Regions from separate parts of the Homo sapiens genome. Here region 2 is linked to region 1. A link is an interaction called in ENCODE POLR2A ChIA-PET data of the cell type or tissue named here. Cell type or tissue: A673. All regions are shown on one strand. Links, peaks and the distances in the headings refer to the core of each region. The heading gives the core; the rest is flanking DNA. Region 1 overlaps COL25A1 (collagen type XXV alpha 1 chain). Region 2 overlaps COL25A1 (collagen type XXV alpha 1 chain).

Region 1 (15,346 bases), core at 7,429-9,928:
AAGGGAAGGCCCTGGATAATCGGACATGTAAGTGATGGTTACTTAGAGGTGTTCTGAAATATAGGAAACTGGGAACCCAAGAATCCTCACCTCTGGACAAGTGGCTGTTTCTCTTCATGATACCAGCACCTGCTTTAATCAAGGAGACCCATAATCCATGTAGATGTAAGACTTTGGATAAGATAAAGCAAGTGCTCATATGAGAGTAAATATCTGCCTGTGTTGTAGATGCAGTTTAAGTATATATAATTCAATTATGATCAATATTATGCATCATTTTCACTCTCTGGATGATAATTAAATCTTCTTATGCTCAGAAAGCAAAACAAAACAAAATTTTCATCTTAGATCATTGAAGCCTTCATCAATCTTCTTTATTCACATTAGTATTCTTTACTCAGTTTAACCAGTTGTACTGTCTGGGTCAAATAATTTTACCTGATAGCAAGAATATAATTCATCAAGAAGATAAAGAACAAAATGACCCCTATTCCCCAATCTACTTTAAGCACAGGATGTTTAGTCTATAACCAATGTTAACTGCAAACTTTGAAAGATTAGACAACAGAGTGAAATAAAGTAGCAGTTACATTAGGTTGTAATTAAAAGCATGGATTTTGAAATCAGACTGCCTTGGTTCACTTCTGGCTCCAGTACTTAGCAGTTCTGTGAGCTTGGATATCAATCTGTGAAAGCTCAGTCTCCTTATCTACAAAATAGCTACTTCACAGGAGGTTATCCATGTAAAGCATTCAGGGCATGTAGGGCACACAGCAAATACACAATGAAGGTTAGCTCTACTATTATTTTACACTATTTTCTAATGATCTAAATATTGTTAATAAGATGCTTTCCTTTAAGAAGTTCTGTGTATGGTGGGAAAAATTAGCAAAATCAAAACCATAAACCTGAACCTTTTGTAGAATTTTGTAAGCAGATAATCAGAAGAATGATTGCCTTGCTTGGGAAAAGGTAGATGTAACAACAAATAAGAAATGAGAAATCTACACCAACATAAAAGTTTTGTTAAACTGACTTGGAAAAGCCAGCATTGCACAGATTTCCAACTGAAATATTTGCATATCTAGACAAGAGGCAGTATATTTTAATGATATATAACTTTTCTGATATAAAAGAAAAGGTATAGCAAACCATTCTTACCAAAGGTTCTGTTTAACTTCCATGAAAGTGATCCTTTGCCTATATTACAAATGAAATATTTATATGTTAACATCAAAAATAAATAGAAAAAAATAGAATTATGGAACTTGTAGAACCAATAATTGAATATTAGACATAAAACAAGGTGGGAAGTCTTTTAAAAATAGGTTCTCCCAAAGTTATAAAAAAAAAAAGAAAAATAAATAATACATTTGAATACATGAAAGTCAAGTCTTTTACATATCCCAAAACACCATAAATTAGTCTGAAAGGTAAATAACTAGGAGAAAAAATAAATATATATGTATAACTAATGTATAAAAAATTCTGATGAAAACATGAGGGCAAAAATAGTTAATGTGAAAGAAAAAACCCAAAACACAGAAACACACGAAAAAGGCCAATAGACATATTTTAAAACTATTTGAACTGCTAATATTTGGACAGCCATCTTTCAATCAAATTAAAACAGCAGAGATATGATTTTTTTCACCTCCAAATTGGCAGATAAAAAATAATAGCATCATGTGTGGGGACAGCATGTGGGAAATCTCTGCCCTCCTCTCAATCCTTCTGTAAGCCCAAAATACTCTAAAAATATTAAGACTATTGAAAAGAATGATAAATTCACAAGAAATCGGGCACATCCATACACTGCTGTAGGAGTGGAAATGGTGCAATTTTTCTGAAGGTCAGTTTAGTAACTTAAGCTTATTATTTGGTACACTACTTCTAGTAATTTAACTTAAGGAAATAATCATGGAGGCACTCAAGGGTTTGTTCACTGTAAAACATGCAGTCATTTTCAGCAACGAAGAATCATTAAGTAAATTATCAAAGGATGGTAGCCCTCATTAAAAATCATAAAAGTGGAATGTCAATTAGATATGAAAAACATTTTCAAAATACTTTTAAATAAAATCAAAACCAATGACAAAAAGTACAAAAACTAGATAAAATATAAGCCCATTTTTGTGAGAAAAAAAAAAAAAGACTGGAAACATACACCCATGAGTTAATAGTAGGTAGGTCTCACGCTGTCTGTGGGTGACTGAAATAAGGAGAATTCATTTTCATGCTGTCTGTGGGTGATTGAAATAAGGAGAATTCATTTTTTCATTTACTTGTTTGTTAATCTTATTCATATTATCTAAATTTTTGGCCACAAAAGTTACACATATTTTCCCTGTAGCATTTCTATACCTAAAGAATAAAAATCTCTTCTTTAACACCTTTAACACCAAGCTTATCTTCTCCTGAGAAAAATGTTAACCTCTAGTAAGTACTGTTAATTATGAATTTCCATACAAATAACCTGGAAATTTTTGTTTTACAGGGTTCATAGCTGGGAATATGACAATGGAGAAGGAGATATGCTATACACTGCAAACCCAAAGACAGTGAAATACTCCCGATTCCAATTGCTTCATAATCAGACTTCAGAACTGAAAGGTAGACATTCAGGCAGTGATGGTTATGAAAAGGTGATCTCACCCAAACTCAGGTTGGTTTTCTCTGACCAATTTAATAAAAGTTTACTAGCTAGCTATTTCTGGTCTCAGAATTCTAAGGCCATCATTGTAGGAAAATTTTAAAGTGGCTACTTCAAAGGGGCCTTAGATAAAGATCAAAGTGGAATATAACAGGAATAGGACACAACTCAAAACTTCCCCTTTATAGTGTGATGAGAGTATTATTGTTGATGTCACGGAATTGTCTTGGCCAATTTGAAAATACTCAAAATAGAATTCAAAGGGAGTAAAAAAGAACCACAAGACTCAACGTGTTTCACCAAATACTGTGTGATTTCTCCATGACAGTAATGAGAGAGGTAGAAGCTGGGGAGGAATGCACAGGTAAGGCTGAGCCCTCGGTGACTGCAGGTGAGAAAAAAGTGAGGACAGTGGAGAAAAGCTGCAGTCAGTAGCAGCAAAGCTTGCTAAATAAGCTACAGTAAAATGCCCCTGGTGCCACAAATCTAAGCCTATCTGGCCTTGTGGAAGATAAAGTTGCAAAAGAATTGTTAAAAGATCAGGGTAATTTGGGAGAGCGGGGGATAGTTCTTAAAATGGAGATTTCAAAATATGCAAAAATGTACAAAATGTACGAAAGAAAAAATCCTCAGTATCACTACTCTGTTTGCAGAAGCTAATCCAATCCTCCTGCTTTCCCATAATATTCACCAATTCCTTTTCTCCAGAAACAAGTCTAGGTGTCTCTTGAACTCATCTATTGCTTTTCCCAGTAATTTATTCCATATGTTTATTATCTCTTTCATGAAATGCTCTCCACTCAGCATGGAAGTAGACAAAGCACACTCGTCAGGCTGACATCTGGCTGTCTCTTTCAGAAAGCAAAGACCCTTTCAATGCTTCTCTTGGGCCCCCCTTTCACACATCCTGAACTTACTGAGCTACAGATGAAATGTTCTTCCCTGTCCCCCATGAAAACTCACAACCAAGAGTTTAATGAACCCCATTCCATAAATAAATAGCCCACTACACATTATCCAGACTATCAATTTTATAAAAGCTTAACATGAAATACATCACATGTATGTTTCTGTGATATTTTGTCTCCCTTAGGATATAAATTCTTTATAAGGAGAACTTTTTTTACATACAGAGCATAATATGATTATCATGTTCACCTTATAGAAATCAATTGTTTTCAATTATTCTAATTCCACTAACTTCACAAAAACTCAAACATGTTTGAAACTCAACTTTTTATGCATGCATGCACATGTATTTTACATGTAAAATATAATGTATAAAACTATAAATTTTATACAGGTAGATAAATATATATTTAATTACTCTTGTGATTTTTTTCCCTTAACCTTTGTGTAATTTATAGGTGCTTTTATAATTTTCAGATATCTTTTTGCTATTGATTTCTGAATTAGTTTCATTATGGTCAGATATTTCCTGTATGGTATCAATCCTCTTAAATTTATTGAGCCTTGTTTAATGGTCCAGAAATATAGTCTAGCTGTTGAATGTTCCATGTGCACTTAAACAGACTCTTCTGTTGTTAGGTGGAATGTTCTACTAATGTCAATTAAATCAAGTTGGTTGATAATATTTTTCAGGTATTCTATTTCATTACTAATTTTCTATTTATTTGTCCTATCAATTTCTGAAAAAAGGATGTTGAGATCTCTGACTAAAATTGTGGGATTTTTCTATTTTCTCTTGTCAGTTCTGTTAATGTTTGCTTCATATACTTACAAGCTCTGTTATTAGTTACATATACATTTAGGATTGTCATGTCCCCTTGATGAAATGACCCATTTGTCACTATAAAATATCTCTATGTACCTTTCATAATCTTTCTTTTATAAAATCTATTTTGATTTTAATATAGCCACTTTAGCTTACTTTATGCTTACAGTCAGTTCCTGGCAGACAGCAAACAGTTGCTCTTTATCCAATCTGAAAAATCTCTGCCTTTTAATTGGGGGTGTGTAGACTATTTACATTTAATGCAATTATTATTATGTTTAAATTTAAATCTTCTAACTTGCTGTGTATTTAAGCAGATATTTATAAATCATGTAAATACTATAGATATCGCACTAGTTTGGTGATTGCACTTACCATTCAAGAAACAAAAGATCTCTTAACACAGAAACCTTTAATTAAGAGCCAAAGCAACACACTGATGTTCTGAAACACACATTCTTGTCCTTAGCTGGTGCTACAAAGAGATCTTATTTCATTAACTTCAAATAAACTAATACATCACTATGCAAAACAAATAAGAAACCATAATAAAAATTCAATGTTTTCATAGAAAGTTCATTCTTCCTTTTCTTTGCACCAAATTATATTTTTAAAATAATAATTTCACAAATCAAATCTTGCTAAATGTTAACTCTCTAGACAAATTCAGTGAGACTGCAATCAATGCTCCTTTTGGTAGCATTACTAAATACTTTTGTTTTTTGCCTCACCCCTTATTCTGCACTATCTGTGTTAGTCAATTATTCCACCATTAAAATAAAAATTTATTTCCCACTTGCTTTTAGGATCATACCTAAAGCCATGGGGTCATGCTTATAAGTCACCAATTTTTTATTTGCCCATATAACCAAGTATGTACTTTCTCTTAAATTGTCAAACAAGTTTCAAAGTAATTTTTTTCTTCAAAAAATACAAAAATACCCAGAATTGTGGTATTGAAATGCCATTTCTCACTGAAAGGAATGAAGTCTTTTGAGAAGTATCTGAACTCATGTTTAAAATGGAAAATGAACAAATTGAACCTGAAGCATCTTGTCATGGAAGCTATCACAACCACTAGCGTTCTGTCAAAGGGCTCAGAGCCAAGTTGGATAAAAGATGGTGCAATTTGATCACTAATAAGGTTAATAACTACAAAGTATTGACATATTAAATCCATGAATTTTTAATGATTCAAAAATATACACATTGGCCATTTTTTGGAAGATGCCAGAAAATGACTTCATTATTTTGAATACTGATAAAGAAAAAGACTTAAATGGGAATCATTTCTTTTCTATAGAAATTATGGCTCAGCACAACTCAACAGACAATGATTTCAGACATTTTAACAGAAAATTTTTTATAGAAATATTCCAACTACAAATGCAAAAGGAATACTAGAATTAGAAAATCACTCTTTTTAGCCAGGTTGAATAGCTCATGCTTGTAATTGCAACACTTTGGGAAGCTGAGGTGGGAGGATCACTTGAGGCCAGGAGTCTGAAACCAGCCCTAGCAAAATGTTGAGACCCTGTCTCATTAAAAAAATGAAAAATTAGCTGGGTATGTTGGCACATACCCATAGTCCTAGCTACTTGGGATGCTGAGGTGGGAGAATCCCTTGGGCCCAGGAGTTCGAGGTTACAGTGAGCTATAACTGTGCCACTACACTCCAGCCTGGGTGACAGAGCAAGACCCTATCTCAAAAAAATAAATAAATAAAAAGGAAATCACTCTCTCTCTCTCTCTCTTTTTTGCAATCTGTAATGAATTAATGGTTCCAATCAATGTTTACTAAAGTCAGATAAAGGAGAGCAAGAGAGAGCAAAAATTAGACATGATGTATCTCCTAACACAAGGTCAAAATTCCCATTATGACATGGGTTTGCCAAAACATGAACTTAGTTTTGACTAAGCCTCTAACTCTTAACTACCAATTAGAAGGAAATACAAGGAACAGGGGAACACATTAAAAGACACCTTTAGGAATGTAACAACAAAATCTGGAATCTGGGAAACTACAGGATAAATTAACTAATTTCTTCAACAACAGAAAAAAAAGAGAGAGAGAGGCAACCTATAAATTAAAGGAAACGTATACATCTCAACCAGTTGTAAGACGATGTTTGAATTCTGATTCAAATAAAATAACTGCTAAATATTAAAAACACAATCAGAAAGAGGAAAACACTGGATATCTAGTGATAAGAAATTGCCATTTATTAGATGCAATAATGCTATTGATTTAATAAAAATTGCTATTTATTAGATGCAATAATGGTATTGTGGTTATGGTAAATAAAGTCCTAATTCTTACAGATAAATATTGAAATGCCTGCATATGAAATGATATTCTACCTTGGATTGTCTTCAAGATAATCCTGGTGGTAGGGGGAAGTGGGTAGGAATAGGTGCCTTATGCTGATCACTGTGGAGGCTAGTTGGGGATAAATTATTTTGTGAAGCTACTCTAAATACTTTTGCATTTGTTTTTATAATTTTCTGTAATAAAAAGATTCTAGGCTGGGCACAGTAGCTTACACACCTATAATACCAGCACTTTGGGAGGCCGAGGCAGGTGGATCACTTGAGGTCAGGAGTTCGAGACCAGCCTGGCCAACATGGTGAAACCTCATCTCTACTAAAAATACAAAAATTAGCTGAGCATGGTGGTGCACACTTGTAATCCCAGCTACTCAGGAGGCTGAGGCAGGAGAATCACTTGAACCCAGGAGGCAGAGGTTGCAGGGAGCCAAGATCGTGCCACTGCACTCCAGCTTGGGATACAGAGTAAGGGGATACAGAGTAAGAGGCTCCATCTCAAATAAACAAACAAAATTCTAAAATCTAAATTCTGCTCTCTCATTGTATTTAAACTAAATGAAAAAGAAATTGGAAGAAGTTCATTAAATAATCTTGTTGGTGACAATTTTATAATATGTAATGGAAAGAACAGAAAGAAAAATGAAGAGCTATGAAAAAGTGGATAAATAAGGCTTCACAACTTGGAAATATGCCATTTTCCTGGTTTTAAAGAGTGTAAAATGACCCTAGGAAGAGCTCTGGCACTTGCCCTTAAGGATGGTTCTCCCAAGGAAACAGAAGGTAAAGATATTAAATAAAACCCCACATCCTCTTCTGCAAACTTTAATGTACCAAGCAGCAGCTTTTCCTTTTAAATACACTTCTTTTATGAAACCGATCAATTTTATTTCCATGTATTGAGTATGGTTAGTTTCTAGAAGCTGTAAAGTTTCTGTCAAAACTACTTTACTTTATGACAATCTTAATTATCAATTTCACTCAAGAATATCTTATTATTAAGGATGTCAGACACCATCCTCTATTACATTTAGTGAATGAACTACTGTGCTTTCTACATTTTCAGTATGAGGGATCTCGCTCACATAATCAGGATGATAACATAGGAAAAAGAATATTGTTAATCTCCATATAATAAACATACATTCTAAACAGACTGATGAGCTATACAAATTATCTTTCTCTTTTTGCCTCCCTACTCCTATCCCACAATTTCCTACAGTAGGCTATTGTGACAGTGACCTATGACACCAGCCACAAGCACCATTTCTTAAAATTTGAGAGCGATGAACAGTGAAATTTCTGTCCCAACTCCTCCTAAATTGTCAACTTTCCCACCAACTACACTGACTTAAAATCAGTACGTTGGCATTTGTATTTATTTTGATAGTTCAATGAGTTTTTAGCTTAAAGTTTGCCCCTCTCTCCCCAACCAAAATAAAAAACCTAGGACATTCTGATACTGTACACTTTACAAGACAGATTTGTGATTAAGACTGTTATGCTCATCCACAGCTACCTTACAGGATTATTCATGACACTGAAAGAGGTATTCAGCTATCTCAGAAACTTAAAAAAAAAAATCAATGTGAGGAGTGTTATTCTGGAAAAGTATAGCTAAGAGCATTTGTGTGTATATCTTACTAACACTGGGCAGAGAATATTAGCTGTAAAAATAGGATGAAAAGTTCTCACCAAAATGGAGCAGTATTTCAGCCCCACCAATCACTTTGGGACTATATGCATGTGTAATTCCCAATATCCATTTTAAAAAAATTTTTTGGGGGGGTGGGAGGGGGCAGGGTCTCGCTCTGTTGCCCAGCATGAAGTGCAGTGGCACAGTCATGGTTCACTGCAGCCTTGACTTCCCAAGCTCAAGTGATCCTCCCACCTCAGCTTCCAGAGTAGCTGGGACTACAGGCGCAGGCTACCTCGCTCTGCTAATTTTTTCTGTTTCCTGTAGAGATGGGGTCTCACTATGTTGCCTAAGCTAGTCTTGAACTCCTGGGCTCAAGCAACTCTTCCTCCTCAGCCTCCCGAAGTGTTGGGATTACAGGCATGAGCCACACGACTAGCCCATTTAAAATTTAATAAGTGCTTCAAAAAGTTTTTTTTAAACTTAGTTTAGTGTAAATCATAATGACAAATTCAGTATCCACCATAAGTTCCAATGAAGCAATTTAGACAAAAAGTAATATTAAAGAAAACTAGGTAGTTACTGAGAACACCTTTTTTTACCCTGTCTCCACAAAATGCCTAAGGGAAAATTATTTTCTAGGAAAAAATATATTCTAGGTTTCTAAATGGACTTCTCATTGAAGGTCCTCAGGAGTTATTTTCCACAAAATCTGTATTTACAGATTTTATTTTTCCTATTTCAACCTCAAAGATGACTAGATATTTTGAAGTTTATACCTCAGTGTAACAATTTAGGAGTAATATGTATTATAGATGTTTTGAGCTGTGATATAACATTTTTCATCTATTTTTACTGAGAAAAGGAAACTAACCACTTGTCATTTAGTAAGATAATAACATTTTTTTCATCATTGACAAGTGAAAGTTGGAAATGCTGGAGGTGAGGAGAAGAAAAGCCCAAAGGAAAAAAGAAGAGATGAGGATCAGCTATTGCTCCCCTTTCATCATGTGATTTTACATAAAATAGACGGAGAAATTAGAGATGCCAGCTCTTATTTAGGTAAACAGCATCTAGAATATTACCGACATCTGTAGAGTCATTCTAACAAATACCAGAACTGATAGCCTTTACACAAAAGAGGACCACCAACGTGACTACCAAAAGAAACAAAAAATACTGAAAAATAAATCCAAGCTCTTTGTTCTTTTTCTCACTGTGGGCACCTCGTGTATACACAGCTTACCACTGAACAGAGGATGGGGTGAATGTGTAACAGCATTTTAAAAATTCCATTTAACTTCTAATTCCATGTGATCAACTCTTTCCATTCATTTTCTTTTCATCTAAAAGGTATCAGTGTAAACTTTCTACATACCTTAAAAACCTATTGATGTACATGGCCAATTTTTTTAAATTATACTTTAAGTTTTAGGGTACATGTGCACAACGTGCAGGTTTGTTACATATGTATACATGTGCCATGTTGGTGTGCTGCACCCACTAACTCGTCATTTAACATTAGGTATATCTCCTAATGCTATCCCTTCCGGCTCCCCCCACCCCACAACAGGCCCCGGTGTGTGATGTTCCCCTTCCTGTATCCATGTGTTCTCATTGTTCAATTCCCACCTATGAGTGAGAATATGCGGTGTTTGGTTTTTTGTCCTTGTGATAGTTTGCTGAGAATGATGGTTTCCAGCTTCATCCATGTCCCTACAAAGGACATGAACTCATCATTTTTTATGGCTGCATAGTATTCCATGGTATATATGTGCCACATTTTCTTAATCCAGTCTATCATTGCTGGACATTTGGCTTGGTTCCAAGTCTTTGCTATTGTGAATAGTGCTGCAATAAACATACGTGTGCATGTGTCTTTATAGCAGCATGATTTATAATCCTTTGGGTATATACCTAGTAATGGGATGGCTGGGTCAAATGGTATTTCTAGTTCTAGATCCTTGAGGAATTGCCACACTGTCTTCCACGATGGTTGAACTAGTTTACCAAAAATCATTAGCTTTAATTTTAGATCTTTCTGTTACCTTATTAATAACTCCTCTCTCTTTCTCCAATCCTTCATTAAGGTGATTTTTAAAAAAAATAAATTAAAATGGTACTCATTATGGTTTTTTATTATTTTTTTAGCAATAAAGTATTTTAAATAAATTTAAGTACATTTTAGACATGCTATTGCACACTTCTTAGACTATAATATAGTGTAAAAATAATTTTTGCATGCACTTGGAAACCAAAACATTTGTGTGCCTTGCTTTATTGTGATATCTGCTTTATTGAAATATCTGCTTTATTGTGGTGGTCTGTAACTGAGCCCATTTTACAGATATGCCTGTACAATCAAGTAAAGAAAGAAAACTCCAAAATACTTTATATACACTTTAAAAAACTGGCAAATAATTGTTCCTTTCAAAAAATGAAGATGCCAATAAACTCATCTTTTTTTCCCTTCTTTCTTTCTTTTGACAGAGACTTGCTCTATCACCCAGGCTTTGCAGTGGCACAATCTCTCCTCACCACAACCTCCTCCTCCTGGGTTCAAGCTATTCCAGTGCCTCATCTTTCCAAATAGCTGGGATTACAGATGTGCACCATCACACCTGGCTGTGTCAAGAGTTATGGTACAACTGTCTACCCAGAAATCGGAATTTCTCCTTGACTTCTGTGTCACCCCACACAACAAATAAGTTTCCAAAGCCCATCAGTTCTGGAGAATATATATTTCCCTTTCCTCTTTTCATGTCTACCACCATCTTTGTATTTTTAGTACAGATGGGTTTTTGCCATGTTGGCCAGGTTGGTCTCGAACTCCTGGCCTCAAGTGATCTGCCCGCCACAGCCTCCTAAAGTGCTGGGATTACAGGTGGCATGAGCCACTGCGCCCGGCCTAAACTCATCTTTACATTAACAAGCAGCTGTTACCTAAAGCAACTAATGAAATGTGAACTCTCCCCGCTATCCTCTGCTTCAGTGGCTCCCTTTTACGGTTCATGGTTGTCACCAGGTGCTCTGTGCCTGGGGATGTATATGTCCAGTTTACCCATCTGAAATGCCCTTAACCCCACACCTAACACTGTTTTTGGACTGTTAATCCCAAAAATGCAGGACTGGCTATCTTGCTCCCTAATGTCTACATCCACATGTGAGCAGTTCCAGAACCAGTGTTGAAGATGTATTAGACACGGAAACAGAGATGATCAGTGATGGCATCCTCACTGACACTCGTACCCTCACAGAGAAGACAGACACACATATCAGCTTTCTTATTATCTCACATGTCATTGTTTACTTCCTTTAAATCCCTCATTTCCATCTTATAAACTGAAGTGTGGCCATTCCTTCACACGTTTCTTTTCTCACAAAAATACAAACACCAGGATTGTACGAATTTGTGTTTTCATGCCTCTATATTCAGAACCTAGAGGTCCGGGATTCTTTGTGTTTCATTCTGTATGGTTTCAGTCTACATCTAGTACAGGAGGGATGTTCAAAAATTAGCATCAAGAGCAAATATGGTTTCTTCTTATATTAATACTCCTGAATCACAAGGCTAGAGACAACCAGGTGCTCCCAAAAAGGTACCAAGTCAGTGATTTGTGATCTGTACCCAGCGTTGATCTTCAGCTGGTATTCACCCAGGAAGCCTCATTTATTCTCTGGAGTGCTTACGTTCTTAGCATCTCCTTGAAACTTCTTTCCTTTTGCTTCCCATAATCCCATTCTGCTATGTATAGACCCCATTTCCTCTCACTGTCCCTGGAACGTTAGTGTTTCTCAAAGCTCATGTCCTTTACCTTCTTCTCTGTTAGCTGTTTTTCTTGCAGGGGCTTACCTATTTCTGTGGCTCAAATTAAATATTAATGATTCCCAAATCTGTAGTTTGAGCTCTCATATCACTCCTGATCTCGAGGTCAATATTACCAATTTCACATGGGCAAATTCTCCAGACCCCTCAAATGTAAGAAATGAAATGTTCACATTGTTCCTCGTCTCCTCCCCATTTTTCCTGCTCCAACTTTTCCTGCTCCTCCTTTTCCTGCTCCTCTTCATTCTCTAATTTCAGTCAAGAGTTATGGTGCAATTGTCTACCCAGAAATTGGAGTTTCTCCTTGACTTCTGTGTCACCCCACACAACAAATAAGTTTCCAAAGCCCATCAGTTCTGGAGAACATATATTTCCCTTTCCTCTTTCCATGTCTACCACCATCTTAGTCTAGCTCTTCATCTATTTTCGTCTGCACTATTGCAATAGCATCCTACTCTGGCTCCATGATTCCAATTCCAACTTCCTGAAATTTTCCTCCAAAGAAGTTCCAGAGTGATCTAAAATTCAAAGCTGACAACATTTACCCTTCAAGCATTTTTCATTGTCTACAGGATCAATTCAAAACCCCGTGTGGCACATGAGGCCCTTCAAAATCTTTCTCTGGCCACTGTTCCAGATTTTTCTCTACCTCCTCCCTGCACATGGAGTCTTTATTCGGCCATAAATTGTGTTTATTTGATGTACTATGTGGTGTTTTCGCAATGACTGTTCTTTCTGCAGGAAAGGTCTTCTCTTCCATTTCTCTGTATCCAGCAGGAATTGACAGCTTTACAACAACTGTGAAGGCCAGAATCCAGTCCAGGAAAATGTGCCCTGGCCTGACCCTATCCCACAGTCATTTCTCAGTTGTTCTTAGCCTCCTCTAGACTGGAAGTGCTAATATATCCTCCTGGCTTCCCATTATATGTAGACCTATATCTATGGTGGATTCTTTGCTTTACAAATTCTTCCATTCACAACCCATCATCTCACATCTTATGTCACAACCTGTTTGTTTTTCTGGCCCAGTGCAAATAAACCAATAATGTGCCCTCACTGTCTTGCATTCGGAATCCTTCCTCTGGAACTTCTCTCAAGGATTCCTCGGACACAGACCAGTGCTTCTGGTCTAGATATGGCCTCAGACAGTGGATAATGGCTGGACCTTCTGGTAAAATTCATCTCAGCTTTTAAGTCTCAGCTCAAACAGTATACTTCTCTGTGAAGCTTCCCCTTCCCCTTTCCAGAGTCATTAATTTTTAGGCTTTGGATAAATTTCCATCACACAGCTTTCATTCTGTAATTAATATGTGTTTACTTTTTTCTCCCATTAGGCTATAGGCTCTTCAAAGGAAGACTGTAGTATTTATGTTATATCCACAATACCAGACAATGTCAGGAATATAGTAGATGCTTAATACATAACGATTGAAGGGAAATAAAATGGTAGTTCAATAGCATTTTTCTCCAGTGAATAATCCCTTAAGACTAAAGAAATTCATGTACCAATACATTTGGAGAATCTCACGTTTAATCTAAGATTAAATCCTAGCTACTCCTTCTAGTTTCTGTTTGCCTGTTTTTCTTAGTCTTGGTTGCTTTATCTTCTTGATTTTATTTGTATTAAGTAAATGTTTATTGAGGGAATTAAAAAAAACAGTAAATGAATGACTGAACTGATTTAGTATACAAATTAAATTCCCCTGCTATATGTTCATTTTCCTATCAATAAACATGGTTAATAAACTGTTGTTATAGGAGATCTTCGGGATATTTAAATGGGGTGTAAGATTCCTCCCCCACTCAACCACCCAACATTCTGAGGTGATTTACTTCTTCTCCTGGGAAGTAGATGGAATGAAAGACAGTAAAGACAGTCTATTTTTCTTAAAGTAAATAAAGGCACATGTGTCCTTCCCAAGCTAATGCTTGTCTGACCATAATAAATATGGTGGATTATGGAATGAAAATTTTTTTTACCCCAAATTCCTCTTTGGTTAAGAATTATGTTTATTTGCTTTTTAAAATATATGATTTTATAAAATATTAGAAAAAAAAAACAGTGTTTCTATTCTGCCATGGCATCTATTAAAAAGCAGATTTCATTTTTTATTTTTTCAATATATCTCCTCAGTTTATATTAAATGTTCAAGTAAAACTAATATGCACATATTTCCTTATTAAGGAAACTTATCCTCAAAAAAGAAAGAAAAATGATAGTAGTCCCAAAGAAAGTAAATTTTATGTTTAAGACAACCTGAAAAATTTGTATAATTACAGAGCAAAGTGAACAAGTATATAATATAAACTACTTCATCATATTTCCACAAAGCTTTTCCTATTTCTTTGTGCAGCATTCTTTCTGTTCTTATCCCAGATCTCTCAGAGGTAAAACTTTGCCAAGAATGAAAAAGTCTGTTGAACCCTGTAGTAGTTATATAAAATTGGCAAACGTCCATAAAGACTTTCAGAAGGACCACCAAATTCAGCTGAGCTTTCAACTAAAGACCCCTGAACAGTCAAGTTTAACTCTGATTGATAAGGGGGAAACCAAAGAACTGAATCAGCAGCGGTGGCAGTACATAGGTTTAGTTCTTCAATTTCTTTGATAAGTGGAGAATAGGAAAGGCTTCTACACCGGAGAGAGGAAAAACAAACAACTGTTTTAGTAGCACTGGGGCAAATGTGAATAATCTCTTCTTCTGATGTATTTCCCTGATCTCTTTGGGAAAAAAATGTCTCTCAACAGCACAGGAAGAAAACTGGTTCTTTAACCCCCTGATGACAGAAACAAATTGTTTTGCAGCTCTGGGAAGAGATTTGTCACCAATGTGCAAACCAGACCCTGTATCCTGGACATTGTGCAGAGCTGCAATATCACATTTTTAGGGAATTCCAAAGTGATCCTCTAATAACACAAGAGAATTTTTAACACAAAGTTCTGTCTTGATGGCTTAACATATATGGATTTTGTGTGTGTGTGTGATCTCAAATGTAATTTTGTTTTTAGTTTAAATATTATTACATTTGCTCTAATTCTCATGTGTCCATTTTGATATTTTTATCTCAATATAGTTTTTCAAAATGTTAATTCTGTTGTTAATGTTAAAATGTTAATGGATACATTTAACATCAAACATATTTAAAACTAAATAGCTGTTTATGGTAAAT
Region 2 (15,346 bases), core at 10,865-13,364, 190 kb after region 1:
AAAAGAACTAAAAGGTGTTGCATAAAAATGAGAAAAAATAATGAAAAAGACAAAGCTGAACCCAACAAAACATCACTGATTTGTGGCACAGTGGAAAAATGAACTGAGATTTTGGTAGGAATTCTGAGAAGTTGTCATTTAACTATTTATAGAGTCAAGAACTGTTAAAGATATTCTTCAATATCATTTGCTAATCATTTATACTATGGTTATATCACCCTGCCTTTGAGAGTTCACCACAGTGCTGGTGGGGATACCTGGAGATCAGAACTTTCTTTCCCTGGCTAATGTGCCATTTAGCTGTTCACATTATGGGTTCATAAAATTAGAACCAGTAATTCCACCTATAGGTAATTATCAACATGCACGCAGATATATTAAGTTTGCTGTGTTCTAGATATGAAGTCTTGAGAACACTCGCTTAAGCTATGTATTGTTAAGGCTACTTGATTCAGACTATACATAAAAGGCTCTGATGAAACTAAAATATTTATTGTACCTAATTATGACTAGTTACTATCTAAACTTTATTACTATTGCTCTATGCATGGTAAAGCACTGAAGAAAAAAAGGATAAAGATCATATTTTTAAGGAAAGAAAAATACTATAATGTTCTTAATGAACATAAGAACAAGCTGTATACTCTGAAATGTGTCACACACAAAAACTAAGCAGCATTAAGTAGAGAGGATAATTGAGTTGAAAAGGAGAAATTTATATAAAATATAAGTTACTTCTTTTTTTCTCCAAACTGAAAATATCCCTGTGTATTTGAGTTAGAGAGCTGCTATAGCTTAGTTGGGTCACTGAACAAAATGCGAAAGTTCAGGCTTTAGACCTCACTAAAGAAAAAGGGTCTCACTCTATTGTATAGGCTGGAGTGCAGTGGCATGGCCATGGCTCATATAACCTCGAACTTCTGGGCTCAAGCAATCCTCCTGCCTCAGCCCACCAAGTAGCTGGGACTACCGGCATGTGCCACCATACCAGGCTAATTTTTTTTCTTTTTCTTTTTCTTTTTTTTTTAAGAGAAAGGGTCTCACCATGTTGCCCAGGCTGGTCTCAAACTCCTGGGCTTAAGTGATCCTCCCACCTAGGCATCCCAAAGTGCTAGGATTACAGGCGTGAGCCCCATCAGCTAGCAACGTGTTTTTAAAAATTACTTGAATGCTTTTAGGTAGGTCTTACAATCCAATCTGCTGACAAGATAGCCTAGTCTAACAAACTTCACACAAGTGTGTTATTTGTCTGACATTTGAGTTTGCCATCTGGCTTTAGACTTTAGTCCAACCCAGAGTATCTTCATTTATACTAACGTTTCTTCCCCTTCTCTTCCATTTCTTCCTGCTTTCTAGAAACTCATCAAGCCCTACTTCTGAAAGTTGAGAAACACTTTCTTTACTAACCTTAGACTATCTCAGCTAAAGTTCTGCAAACCTCCAAACTACTTCCTTCCAAATATCCCCAGTGGAAAACATCTATCAACCCACAGAACAGTTTACTATTAGTTATATTATTTTATCTAAGTGGGAAAAAACAGTGTTCTATGACCAAAAACGTTTGGAAAACATGCTGTATTATATTCTCCAGTCTGGAGATTCACAAGGCACAAAACCTACAGTAAATAAATCTGCGTATATGTGTTTAATTTAATGTATCTCTGATTTATTTGATCTTGAAAACCTTCTTCCTTACAACATTTGTTAACAATAAAAAGGAAATGGGACCAGGTGCAGTGGCTCACGCCTATAATCCCAGCACTTTGGGAGGCCGAGGCAGGCAGATCACCTGAGGTCAGGTGTTTGAGACCAGCCTGGCCAACATGGCAAAACCCTGTCTCTACTAAAAATACAAAAATTAGCCAGTCATGGTGACATGTGCCTGTAATCCCAGCTACTCAGGAGGCTGAGGCAGGAGAATTACTTGAACCTAGAAGGTAGAGGTTGCAGTGAGCCAAGATCGCACCAGTGTACTCTAGCCTGGCCTGGATGACAGAGTGAGACTCCGTCAAAAACAAGAAAAGAAAAGAAAAGGCAATGGTGCTCTGAGGAACACAGTTGAAAGCACTGCAATGCACGGAAGACAATTAAGTAAATGGATCACTGTAAAAATGCAATTCCAAAGGTGCTCATAAATAGATTATTGGCAACTAAAAGAGAAAAACTACCAGAAAGCCATGGGGCTCTGTGCTGAACTTTCTCACGCTTAGGCATTTTATTACAGAATCAGAAGAAAACACCATTAGTCAGTTTTCATCAAATTTCCAAGTCACATGAAGGCAAAGGAAGCTGGAAATTTATTGAAAGAATAATTATTCCAACAAATTCTGACAAGGCCGGATTTAGGTTTTATAAACACAGGTAAGTATTTAATAAAAATATATAGGTAGTCTTGAATTTGTCCCCCCATGCCCCACCCAGGAAAAAAAAAAAAAACCTATACAATAAAGAGTGAGGAAGACAGGACTTAACAGCATGTATAAAAAAAAAAACTTCAGGATTTTCATCAGTGCTAAATTCAGTATCAGCCAATAGAATTACGAGACCAGCAAGAAAGTTATTATAATTTTAGTCTGCTTAGTTAGCAGTATAGTTTCTAGAACTAGGGAAGTTTTTTTTCTCTCCCATTCTTGCATACACCTGTCAGGCCACATCTGGAGCTTCATTGAGAATCAGTTGCACAAATTTAAGAAAGAAATAGATGAGCTTGAACCTCTGAATGAATTAAGGGAATTTATTCTAAAAATAAAGCCATCGATAGGAAATATAATAGGTCATTTTAAATACTTGAAGAGTTATCATAGTACAGAGGTACTCAACTTGTTTTTTATGATGTAGAGCAAGAATGGTATACAGAATCAAATGATCCATGCTATATAAAGAGAAGAATTTCAACCTAACAAAAAGGTGAAGTTTTCTAACAAATTGTCCAAAATTGAAAGCTCTATTTCAAATGATAATCATAAATTCAATGACTTATGTCACCAACTATTATAGCCAGAATGTCACCAAGGGAATTCAAGTATCAAATGTAATGTATGTCTAGATAACTTTCAAACACACTCTCTCCAACACTGAGATTCTAAAATACTAGCCAAGGCAGCGTTGTCCCTTGGAGACAACATTATGACGAATAATGCAATTCACACAATCTAAAAAAGGGATTATCAGTGCCAGTGGTTGTGAGAAGCTGAATGCTGACTCGAGAGAGCTGATGGTTCAGCTTTCAGGATTTTGCAAGCCCATTGTTAAACACAGTGATTATTAAAACAAATTTTATAAACTTACTATTTAAAAATTACTCTAAAAGCAAAGCTAATAAACACTCAAATATCACTTCCTAACATTACTGTGTTAACTTGAAATCAATCCTGGTAGGATATTTACACCCGAAAAACTTGCAAATGCTACAAATCAGAGTTGGGTTGTTGTTTGTTGGTTTTTGTTTTGTTTTGTTTTTTGTTTTTTTGTCTGTTTGAGAGTGATTAAGCATTTATCAGCAGCATACCACATCAGTAATATCTTAGTCAAGAAGAATTGACTGGGCTCCCACATATACAGCTTGAGGCTGGTGGAATAGAAGTAGGAATCAAAGTAATTTTCCTCAGGAAACAGAAAAATTAGAAACAGGAAATAGTATCTGCACTTTCAAAAGTTGTCTGTCATCCTATTAAACTGTGGTACAATCATATAATAGTGTATAGCCTTCAAAAAGAATGATGCAAATCAATTTGTGTTAGGAAAATATGCAACAAACTACAGCAATAGACACCTCTGAAGAGAGATGGGATATTGTGTACCACTTTTAATTCAAATTTTTGCATTTTTGTTATATGCATGGAATCATTTAATAATAATAACAATACTATCATCAAACACAAAGAAAGAGTTCAACCTTGAGGTACACCTTGAGCATAAGGCAACAGAAGCAGCTATAATGTAGAGGAAAGAACAGCTTTGATAAAACAATAGAAATAGAAATAAAATTCTTAGGCCCCAGCAGGCACTATAATGGATGCCTCCCGGTGAGAAGATGATCATATATCCTGACTGTTCTGACTACCCTTCATTTCCTGTTCTTCTAAGAGAACTAGCTGCAGAGTATATATTCTTGCCTTTTTTATTCACTGGGAATAAGTAAAGAATGATTCTCAACTGGGAATGATTTTTGCTTCCTCTGGGACATTTGGCAAGATATGGAAGCAGTCTTGGTTATGGAAGCCAAGGAGTGCAACTGGCATCTAGTGGATAGAAACAAAGGATGCTGCTAAGCATCCTATGACGCACAGACCAGCCCCCCAAAATAAAGAAGTAACCAACCCAAAATATCAATAATGGGAAGGTTGAAAATCTATATACCACTGTTACTGAAGGCCACCTAATTCGATCTCTGTTCTCACAACCCAAGGGAGTCTAACCAAGACCCAGAGATTCTGCCTTCGCTAGAAAACATGACCACAGAGTCTGATCCAACATTTAGGAGGGCCAGCAAGGCTCCAATAACTGCCAGAAGGCATCTTGGGGAGGAGTTAAAAATGTGACAGTTGACCTAACAACTGGCAGAGATCATTTATCTCCAGAAAAACCATCTCATTGGTGTGTTAGCAGCATTTCTGCAAAGTATCATAATACACACACACAAAAAAATCCAAATACCAATTTCTCTGATAACATGTTACTATTTTTGAAGTCATGAAAAGTAAACTGGAATTATGAGTTCAAATACCAATTATCATTGTAGTTTTAAGTCCATTAAAATTGGATACGGTTTGCTACAGGCCATACTTTTGTAATTATTAATTCTATTGCAGTCTTCAGTCTGCTTATCTGACACCATTAGTTCTTCATCTAATGTTTAGGTGAAGAAATAAGTAGGGTTTAGCAGCCTACTTATTTCCCTAAACAGTCAGGCATTTGGCACAGGGTTTCACCCACAGTAAGTCACAATAAACATTTTATTAGTTAATTGAATAAAAAAAATTTTTAAAGGCTGCTATATACATGACCTTTCACCTTTGCCAGAGTCGACTGGCATTAGGTAATACCAGAGGTCAGTTACCATCCACAATATATCATTTTTAAATACTAATATCTAAAATGTTTAATATTTATAATTAGTCCCTCCTCTACCTAGTAGTAGGAGACAACCAGAATGTAACTTGCTTTTAAATGAAGATAAATATTTCCCTACAAAACCCACCAACCCACCTGTAGTTTCAATGGATTCCCCTCACCCATAGCCCCTATTCTGACATACTTTCTTCCTAGAATGTATAGGCAAGGCCATCATCTAGCTTCAGCCATTCTTCTGCCAGAATCCAAGTTGCCTCAGCCAAAAGGTGGCAGCAACTGAGACAGGCAAGAGCAGAGGAGAGCATCCACATACCTAGGAAGCTTAAGGCCGAGCTGTTTGAGGAGCTGATAAAGTGGGTTGCATGTGGGTAGAAGAGGTAAAGCAAGATCAAACAAGGCAGACCAATGGGAGACATATGGGCCAAGAATAGGCAAACAAATCTTTCGAAGTATGGATTAAAAACAATGTTGTCTGAAGCAACAACACATGCATGAGTAAGATGGGAACTGGCTGGAAGTATCCAAGAAAAAAATAAACTAGGAGATGAGATATCTGAAGTCAAAGCCAGGAGGGCCAAAATAGCAGCGTAAAATCCCAGAGGCAACCATATGCTCATATCAGGCAAATGCAGTCTACAGATGAATGGTTTCTCCATTCAAAAAGTTCCTTCAGTCCTTCCCCTTCCTCAGCCTTACTCAGGCCCAGGAATAACTAAGGCTTTCCTCCTCTACATCTCTTGCTAGTGAAAAAGAAAAAGGCTAGATATTTTTGTAGATTATGAAACAAATATCATTTATGAGCTCAAAATTTTAAATACAGTAATGGAGTTGGTATAACATGCTCTGTTTGCTCTGTTGCTAAATACACACAGTCAAAAATATAAGACAGGAGCATGGAATTGATTTACTCACAAATATTTTCTTTTCTAATCACAATGTGGTTCCCTGCAAAATCCATTATGATCAAAGATGCTCTTTAACCCCTTTGTTATCTTACTTTTCTGGTTTTTTTATATTAAATATTTATAATGGGCACTATTATTAATAGGGTGGTTCCCTGGAAGTACAGAAAAGGGAGAAAGGCTAATGTAACTGCCTGTACATAATTTTCCAAAACACAAAGTGAGGTCAGCAACTCCTTCTTTAACATTAGTGGAACTATTCATTGGTACCTAAATACAGGAAGCAGTGTCTTCCAAAGTGGTGTCTGCCTCAAACAAATTGTCAGTGTTACAATTTTCCATTTTACACTGATGTAAATCACACCAGTAATGCAAGCATAGCAATTAGCACCACCGCATGGGCCTAGCAGATAAAGTATATAAAGTCCAAACTCACAGGAACTGTCTTTTAAATAACTAATTTTAACAGAAATGAAAACATTCAGTCCCCCAAATCCATAGGTTAGGAATATGAAAGGAAACAGAATAATAAACAATCATCATTACTACCAGGAATACTAAATTATATATACACACACACACACACACACACACACACACACACACACACACATATATATACAAAATTTTTTGCTTACCTAAAGAACTGTTTCCTGTGTAGTTGCTTTAGTAATGTAGGAAAAAATTTGTACACCTATGGAAAACTGCATTGTCTACAGTACATCTTTCCTATGTATCTGATTCTGATTCTTTGAGAGCTGTTTTATAACTGTGTAAGTTGTAGATAATTAATAGAAAAACAAAATTACTTTTATCTATAGACATGCAAACTCTGAGTATAACTGACTTCCCACTGTGAAAAAGTCCGTTTTGCCTCCCTTTGTACATCTATTTCAATATTCCTGAACTAAAAATATGTATGTTTTTAAACTCTCCTTTGAACTGGTTATAACACCTTACTAGTTCCTTCTTTAATGATTTAAGTAAAATCTTTAACACTTGTTAATTTTACATCTGTATGAAACTCATAATTTTCTTTTTTGAAATTTATATTTTAACAGTAATTTTTGAGAAAATAATCAGCTACTTTTTGAAATGTAGGAGAAATATTGATATTTGCCATTGATGTTTTCTCAGTTATGCTGCTAAATTGAATCATGAATATAGCTATCACCCAGGAAAGGTCTAGAGGCTTTGGGACCCAAGGGTGATGAAGCTCCAAATCAGAAGCTGACAGTAATCCAGGTAAAGTGTCATCAACAGAATGGAGGCAAAATAGGGGTTCTATCCATGCTAGAGAAAGGGAGGGAAGATAGGGGAGCCCCCTGAGTAGAATGGGGTTCTTATTTAGGAACATAGAACATCCTCTGTTTTTGTAGTTTCATAGCTATATGGCTACCTCCCAAAGACAATCCTGTCCACTCTGCTTGCCAACCACGGATCACGTTAGGGCAATGCTTGTTGATTAAGGGCCTGTTTGCTGTATTTACTCTTGGTTTTTTAGGAATCCAATGAACATTATTCTCATCACATCCTATAATTGTGAAACAGTGTGAATGTTTAAAATGCTAGCAGTATATGATTAAAAATAAACAAAAGTACAGATGTAATAACTTGAAAATGATGAGAAAAAATGATGTATGATACATATATACAGGGGATACATGTTACTGATTATACAATTCCTCTGAGATTTCTTCTTGAGGATTGATGATGGAAGCAAGGGTTTTCTGCTCAAAAAGATGAAAGCTTAAAAGAATAAAACACATTCTGACTCTAATGTGTCATGAACTCACCCACAGAATACAGAAAGTATACCTCAGACTTCTCCATTCAAGGGCATTTTTTGCTATAAAAATAAATGAACCTTTTTTTTAAAATTCCAAAAATGGTAAATAAATTTTACCACCAATATATAGCATTCCTCATATAGAACTTGGTTGCAGAACCAAGCCAATATTCAGGAAAGTGTCCTCAGAAATAGCTAAAGCTTGGATCATTAAATAATTTTGTACAGAGGAAATTATATGCAAGTACATAAAAGTCCTGGTCTCTTTATGGAAGGAATTTCTCAATGCTAGAGGTTTGGGGTTTTTCAAATTAAAAACTTCCAGATGCTTAACATGTATGGTAGTACTAAGTCACACTTGTCAGACTTGCTGCTTAAAATCCTGGGAAATTGTCAGTATGTCTATAGGGGTTGGGAAGGAAATTTAGGAAATACAGTTTGTTTAGTTAAGTCTCTTTTTTTGTAGTTTATAATAGCTTTGGTTGGCATGTATCAGGGGCGTCCAATCTTTTGGCTTCCCTGGGCCACATTGGAAGAATTGTCTTGGACCACACATTAACATTAATGATAGCCAATGAGAAAAAAAAATTGCAAAAAGACTCATAATGTTTTAAGAAAGTTTACGAATTTGTGTTGGACTACATTCAAAGCCATCCTGGGCCACATGCAGCCTGCAGGGACATGGGTTGGACAAGCTTGGCCTATATGGTCTTTCCAGCCTTTCTTACTTGTTCAACTTTCCTATCTTTGTTGCTTTACTGATAGTCTTTTTGCAGAAGACAAAGTAACCAGTTAAAAAAGAAGTCATTTTCTCTTCCAGTCTTCCTTGAAGTCCATACTTTGAGACTGTGTATTAAAGAGAAAATAAATTGCTCATCAACACTTGATAACTTGTAGAACTGCTGTGTCATTCTGTGTCCTACCAGACAAGTGACGAAGGTGCTTCACTTAGCCAAACAACTGTCCACAGCTAGCTACTCATACAGTAAACAGTGCTGCTGATGACAGTGGGCATTCATTTCAATGCGAGGTAGAGTATTGTCTTTCAAATTTTCTTTTGCAGTACTTATTACAGTACGATTGCAGCCAGATTTATACTTTCTATGTGAAATGTATTGTATATCTTGCTCACTATTGGCTAAAATCCTGTTAATTCCTAGAGACTTCTTCCTAGTACTACTTATGTGCAATTCATGTATTCTCATTGTGCCATCAATTTAAATTTCAATATACAAACATCATCATTTTTATACACAACCAAAAATCAAATCAAGTAAGAAAGTCTCAGAGATCTTAGAAGTATCTTTAGAAGATCCTAGAAGTCTTATAACGTATATTTTCTATAAATAACATAATTTAGGGGAGAGTTATTTTTCATATACTACCTTGTGGACTAAATATTAACTATTCATCAAAAAATCAAGTGCTTTAAGTAAATACATTTTAAAAGAATGAATTGCTGTAACTTGGTAATAAAGCTCCATATGAATATCTAGAATTAAAAAATAAGTAAAAATATAAGGGAAGAAATTTGAAGAAACACAGAAAATTGTCATTAAAAGAACAAGAACAATATTGTCACTTGAAGTCTTAAAAAATAAGTGACTTTAAGAAAAAGGATGAAGTGAGATGTAGATTTTTCTAACGAACAGTACCATGCTCAGTTACACAGTGCATTTACCCAGCTTTCCTGTGACACTATTATTACATCAGCTTCCTTGCTAGAATACTCTGACCCATTAAAGAGATGATATTATATGAATAGTCACTTTTAGACTTTAATTTGAATACATAATTTTACTACCATCATCTAGTCATGCTTACAGTACAGTATTTCAAAGATCACTTCTGTGTTGACAAGTGTAAGTCCTCTGGGGCTTGGACTTGCATTAATTTTCTAATAGTGTCCTATGGAGTCCTAAGGTTCTTTGGAGATGCCTCAGGGGCCAGCATCGGGGAGAGAGGTGGGCAGCAGAAAGAAAGCATGGAGGCTATTGGCTTCTGCCTGCTCTAGTCTCTGAGGTCAATCAGTGTAGCTAACATTGCTTCCAATTTCATATTATGGGGTTTCTCATATAATTTCATTTTTAAAAAAGGTTCAGCCTTTTAAAGAAATGTTATAAAATCCCTGTACTAATTAATCTCCGAGATTTGTATTAGTTTTAATATGTTATGGCTCACAAAGTTCTCAGAGAAAATGTTTAAAAGGCATGGGGATGAGAATAGTAATGCATGGAAAGAGATGCACCATATTAAAAGCCTCAACCCACATTTTCAGATCTTCATCATAAACATCTTGCTGTTTTACAGAGAACTTTCTATAGAGAGCTCTACGATGAGCCCTAGAGATACATAGATACAAACCAGAGCCCCTGCCAAGGAGTTCACAAGTGAGATTAGTAATACAGCTGTACCATGAGACCGCTTATCTGGGAAGAGACTGTAAGTATATCTATGGGGGTTTGGAGAGCCCGTAAGTGACACTGGTAGTAGAACAGAATTATACCATGAGACCACTTACCAGTTAGCATGTGTCAGGATCTGCCCACAAAAGTCACTGGATCCTTGACCCACTTAACCCACTTGATTCCCAATCAAGTTGATAACCATCCTGAGAAAAGCAGTTATTTAAGAAGCATTTTTCCATTTGAACATCATCTGCTCTGACCTTGTGCCCTAATTCTTTCAGTAAAAAATGATTTTTAGTGTTCCAAAGTTCACTTAGGAGCCCTAGAACCGGCCAGCATTTCTGGCATGACTTTAAAGTAAAAGCATTGGTTTTTGAATGTGGTTTGTGGAAATCACTTTCATCTTATGATCATATCATATATTATCTTAAAATGCCAGCTGGAATCTGGAGTCCCTGAGATGACAAATTGGGGTTTCATAATTCCTGGAAGGGTAATACAAACAACTTAACCTTTGACAGCTCCCAGCATTGACCTAAGACATCAGAATGCTAAGAAATGGATCAATTTTCCTGACATATTTCACTGTAGCATCTTAAAGATCAAAAATGGAGGTATAATACAAAGCTATAACAGAGAATTCCTCTGGCTCCCTAACTATTGTCCAGAATTATATAACAATAAGAACTCTAAAATATCAAGCTTTCTAAGTATGATGATAAAGAAATATGATTCTGAGAGCTAAGGGGATAAAGGGGGCTTTTTCCTCCCCTCTTTTACTCTCCTTACACGTGAACTCTTTGGTAAACAAGGGAAAAAATAGACTTTACCCCTTCCCTGACCAGCTACTTTTAGTTAGACAGATTCTGACTCTCAATATTACCATAATGTACAAACTAGAGCTGGCTACAATTCATACAATTTACTCAGCCACTTAGCCTAAATGTGAAAATTGTGTTTTAAAATGTGCTGACCACACTTCAAATACAAGAATAAAAACATTGTGTACATAAACCAGGAAACTAGAGCTCCTAAAATCTAAATGATTAACACGCAAATGAACAGACATAGTCTTGGTATTCATGACAAATAAGGTCTACATCTACTAAATATGACTTTATAGCAAAAAGATGAATTTAGCAACAAGACTAAATAACACAATATGAAGAAAAATAAAAAATGCGCTTCAAATCTCATATTATGTGGCAACTTAACATTGAAATGAAGACTCCAGATGACATTATGTCAAAAGCATGACAGTGATTCCAAATGATTCTGGATTTTGAGAAATTCCAAAATGTAAGTACAAAATCCTCAACAGGTAAGTTCAATTACATTTAGTTCATTTATTCTATCTACTGGGACACTAGCTTAAACTTCATATCTGTGAATTTATCTACTAAATGAACTATTTGACTAATATAAATGTGAAATCTACTAGATGCTTTTAAATATCTTAAAGCTGATAGGACACTAGAGTTTTCAAATATAGGTGGAAGAAATTCCTTGCTTCCTCCATGAATCTTTTTCATTGCAAACAGAAGTCAAAAGATAGAAGTCAGCTAGGGGTTTAACTGGGAAGGAGGCAGAAGAGAGGAAGTACGCTATTCAGCTCAGTTCCTCCTCCTAGAGGTCACAAAGGGGAGGTGCCTGCCATCTGGTGCCATTTCCTCAATGGCTCCTTTCATTTAAATGAATCACAGAATAGTCATTTGGAGGAATATATGATGCCAATGAAAAGTGCTCAATTTTAATTTGTAAGTGATTTCCACTTACTTCTGCTTCTCACTCTTCTATACTTAACTTTTTTAAAACAGTCAATTTTAAAATAATATTTCTTAATTGCAAGATTTCTGAATAAATCCCAAATGAAGCAGTAACTATCCATGTCTAAGAATTGAGTATGTGGGCATACTACAGTAATTTTTAACACAAACCAGGGAAAAGGTGCTAAATATCATGGTGCGTTAAACCACCACATGGAACTTCACCCATATTGGCAAACCAGGGAGGCTGGGGATGCATCTATATTTAACCATTGCACACTAGGCTATAGCCGCAGCCCGGATTGACTCATACATTGTTTTCACATTCTCAGCTTCCTTAAAACCACCAAATAATTGTTTATAAAGTGATAGTATGAAATAAAAACCTTTTTCATGATAGGTTCTGGACGGTTTCCACTCAGGATAACATAGATTGATGTTATTTGGATAAATGTCTTGTGAGGTTCCCTGAAACAGGAAATGCCCCCCAGGGCTGCAAAGCAGTCCTGATTCTGACATATTTCCCCATCATCTCTCCATTCACCTAATCCTGTTAGTAAGAGGATGCCCCTTCTCCATCCCTAGACCTAAGCCTGACATTCAGATACTATTTTCATTAACATCATGTAGTTGATTTTGCACAATTACAAAGCAATCAGAAGCACAGTAGGATATTATGGCCCTGAGAGGCTTCTTATGTCTACATATAATTTGAATGAGCTAGAATGAATTAAACTCTATGCAGAATTTGTATCCTTCTTTTAAGTAATTCCCAGCTCATGAAAAAATAGAATTATTAAGGTAAGAAAGAGAAAAGAGTAGTTTAAGAATTAGCTTCTTAAAAACTTGTAGACAAGAGAAGCTAAGAAACAAGAACATTGCTTCAAGAGGCAATTTGTCATTGGCACTTTGGGTGACTGGGCATTTTTACCAGCTGTCACTCCTGGACCAACTAAAAGTGTTAGATCCACACTGTTGTACTCATTAGGACTGAAACAATTTAACATGGATGCTTGAAGGCACTCAGATGTCACATTGTATTGTTTGGCCTTATAAGAAGAGAGGAATGCCTGCTATTCTCATTTAAATAAAATTTATAGCATTTTAATTTGATTTCTTTCTGCAAACTGTTTCTGACTATGCTTTACCTTACATAATTGAAAATCTACACATTATTATCCCCTTACTTGATGCACTCTTTCCATAGATTGTGCAGTGTTAAGATAAAAACATATAGCATAAGTGAAAAACCATGTATACTAGGAAACACAAGTTTTATGTGAGAAAGTAAATTTATGTTAGAAAGGTAATTTAAAGGTTCTTCTTATACAATGGGAAAGAGTACACAACCATCAAGCTACAGCTAACATTTATTTCCACCCAAAAATGAGAACATAGGCAACGAGGTCAGTCACCAGGGGCAATATCATTTGCATTTATGAATCTTGCTTGCCTATGTGAATCGCTTGCCTACATGTATTCTTATTTTGTACACCATCATTTTCATGGACTTGGAATGTATAGAGAGACCTCAGAAGTTACCTAGTGTATCTTTTTTATCTCTAGTTAAACTCTCCAAGCAAATGACTAGCTGTGTTACATTGAATGATTATCACAAATGTACAGGAGCCAGGTCCAGTGGTACTGTTCAGTAAGCCAGACAAAAAGTTTCTCTCCTTATTCAACCTAACTCTCCCTATTTTCAGGAGAAAAGTAGAAGAATAAGCCATCATCCTCCTGTCTACAACAACCCTTTATATATTAAAAGTGCCTTTTTTTGTTTCACATGGGGTAAGTATACCAGGTATCAGTGTACCTCTATCTGTTCATAAATTCTTGGAGACCTAAAAGGCAAATCAGCTTTTTATCCATTGCTAGAGTTTTTATTTTCATCGGAAACCAGATTTTCTCTATTGTGAAATTCTAGAAAAGAATTATACTTTTTTCTTTATTTTCCCCAGAGAAAAGAAAAATAAAATCTTTGGGTTTACAAAAATGGAAGAGATTTTAGTCATCTGCCCCAAAGCACACTATACTTTTTCTTGGTTGCACTTGTCATACCTGTACATTCACATCATTTTTAAAGATTTGTCTGTCATCCTCATCAAAATGTAAGCTTCTTGAGGGAAGATACCAAGTCTGCCTTGTACATCAACATTTTCCCAATGTCTAGCACAGTATTTGGCATACAGCAGCCTTTTCATTTAACCTGAAGAACTGACAAATGCCCTTCAAAATCATTCTTGTCCAGCACTCCTATTTTGGAGATATGAAAATAGAAACTCTAAGAGGTGTTCTTGGAAATGACTTCCCAAAATTGCATAATAAGTTAATGACAAAGCCAGGATTAGAACTTTGGATTCTTTATTCCGCATCCACATTCTTCGTTCATTACACCACAGAGGTTCTTATACCTAATATCCTGGGCAGGCAACACTACTGATGAGTAAGATACAGAAATCTTTGTAATCTACACATCTTTTGGTTGGCTGCCTGGTTCCCAATGTTCTTTATCAGTTGAAACATAAAAACCTTCTCATAGATATGCCTGGTTTATGCATATTTTATATAGGACTCCAAGAACAGAACCCAAAACTAAATTCTACAGCCATAGCAAAGAGCCAACTTATTCTTTCCAATTAGAGTTGAATTTTACAGAGGCCAAGCCACAGATGCCAGCTGAATTTCTCTGGTTTGGTTACTGCTAAACCAAATATTCTGCTAAACACAGCTTCAATTTGTATGGAAATTTTAAGATTATTATTTTTAAAATTATCATTTTGGGTTTCTTTAAACCAAATATTTTTTAAAATAGAGCTTTTCTGACTGCATGAAAGAAATAAATGCAAGTTTCCCAGGGTGACAAGATGATCTAAAACTGGATTGTGGTGATGGCTGCCCAACTCTATTAATCTGTTTTAAAAATCTTAAAATAGGTAAATATTAAAAATTTTACTGCAATAGGCTATTTAAAATTGAAAAGGAGTCACATAATTAAGCTACTTCTTTTTGTAAACATCTGGTATTAAAACTGTAAAGATATTTTTTAATATCCCCATGGTCTTTTAAGCCCAGGTCCTATCCACTTCAATCATGGTTTACCTAAAAGGTCAAAAGTTTTCCCTGCAATTTTTGTAAGAATAATTTAGGAGACTTATATAAATATCAAAAAAGAACCAATCTTTATTTATATAGCACCAAGAAATACTGACTAGTATGATTATCTCATGAATAATCTACAGATACATTTGTTTAATTAAGTACAGTGTTCTAGTCCAAACCTGCCATTAATTAGCCACTGGGTTTTTAGCAAATTATACAACATCTCCAGGTCTCAGTTTTCCCACCTATTTCATGTGTCTCTGTAGATCACAGCAGAGCTAAGTAGCATATAATATACTAAAAAGA

What was found. ChIA-PET counts read pairs that join two places held together with the same protein. Peaks named below come from ENCODE experiments on the same cell type or tissue, not always from the same donor. Only the 100,000 strongest peaks of a DNase experiment are listed, where the experiment ranks them.
Region 2: POLR2A ChIA-PET joins it to region 1 with 5 read pairs; 2 of 35 experiments call an interaction of 5 or more read pairs at or near these places.

The regions. Positions count from the first base shown.
Region 1 is chr4:109,098,278-109,113,623 of GRCh38, forward strand. All of the region lies in intron 3 of COL25A1 (collagen type XXV alpha 1 chain), which reads right to left. Among named protein-coding and RNA genes, the nearest start is that of COL25A1, 200 kb to the right of the region's middle. In A673, for the core only: no CTCF peak of the experiment used is centred there; no DNase peak of the experiment used is centred there.
Region 2 is chr4:109,282,418-109,297,763 of GRCh38, forward strand. The region is part of intron 3 of COL25A1 (collagen type XXV alpha 1 chain); the gene reads right to left. Among named protein-coding and RNA genes, the nearest start is that of COL25A1, 13 kb to the right of the region's middle. In A673, for the core only: a CTCF peak has its summit at 11,806 (motif pointing left); DNase peaks (open chromatin) are centred at 11,814, 12,404 and 12,844; H3K27ac peaks cover 945 bases.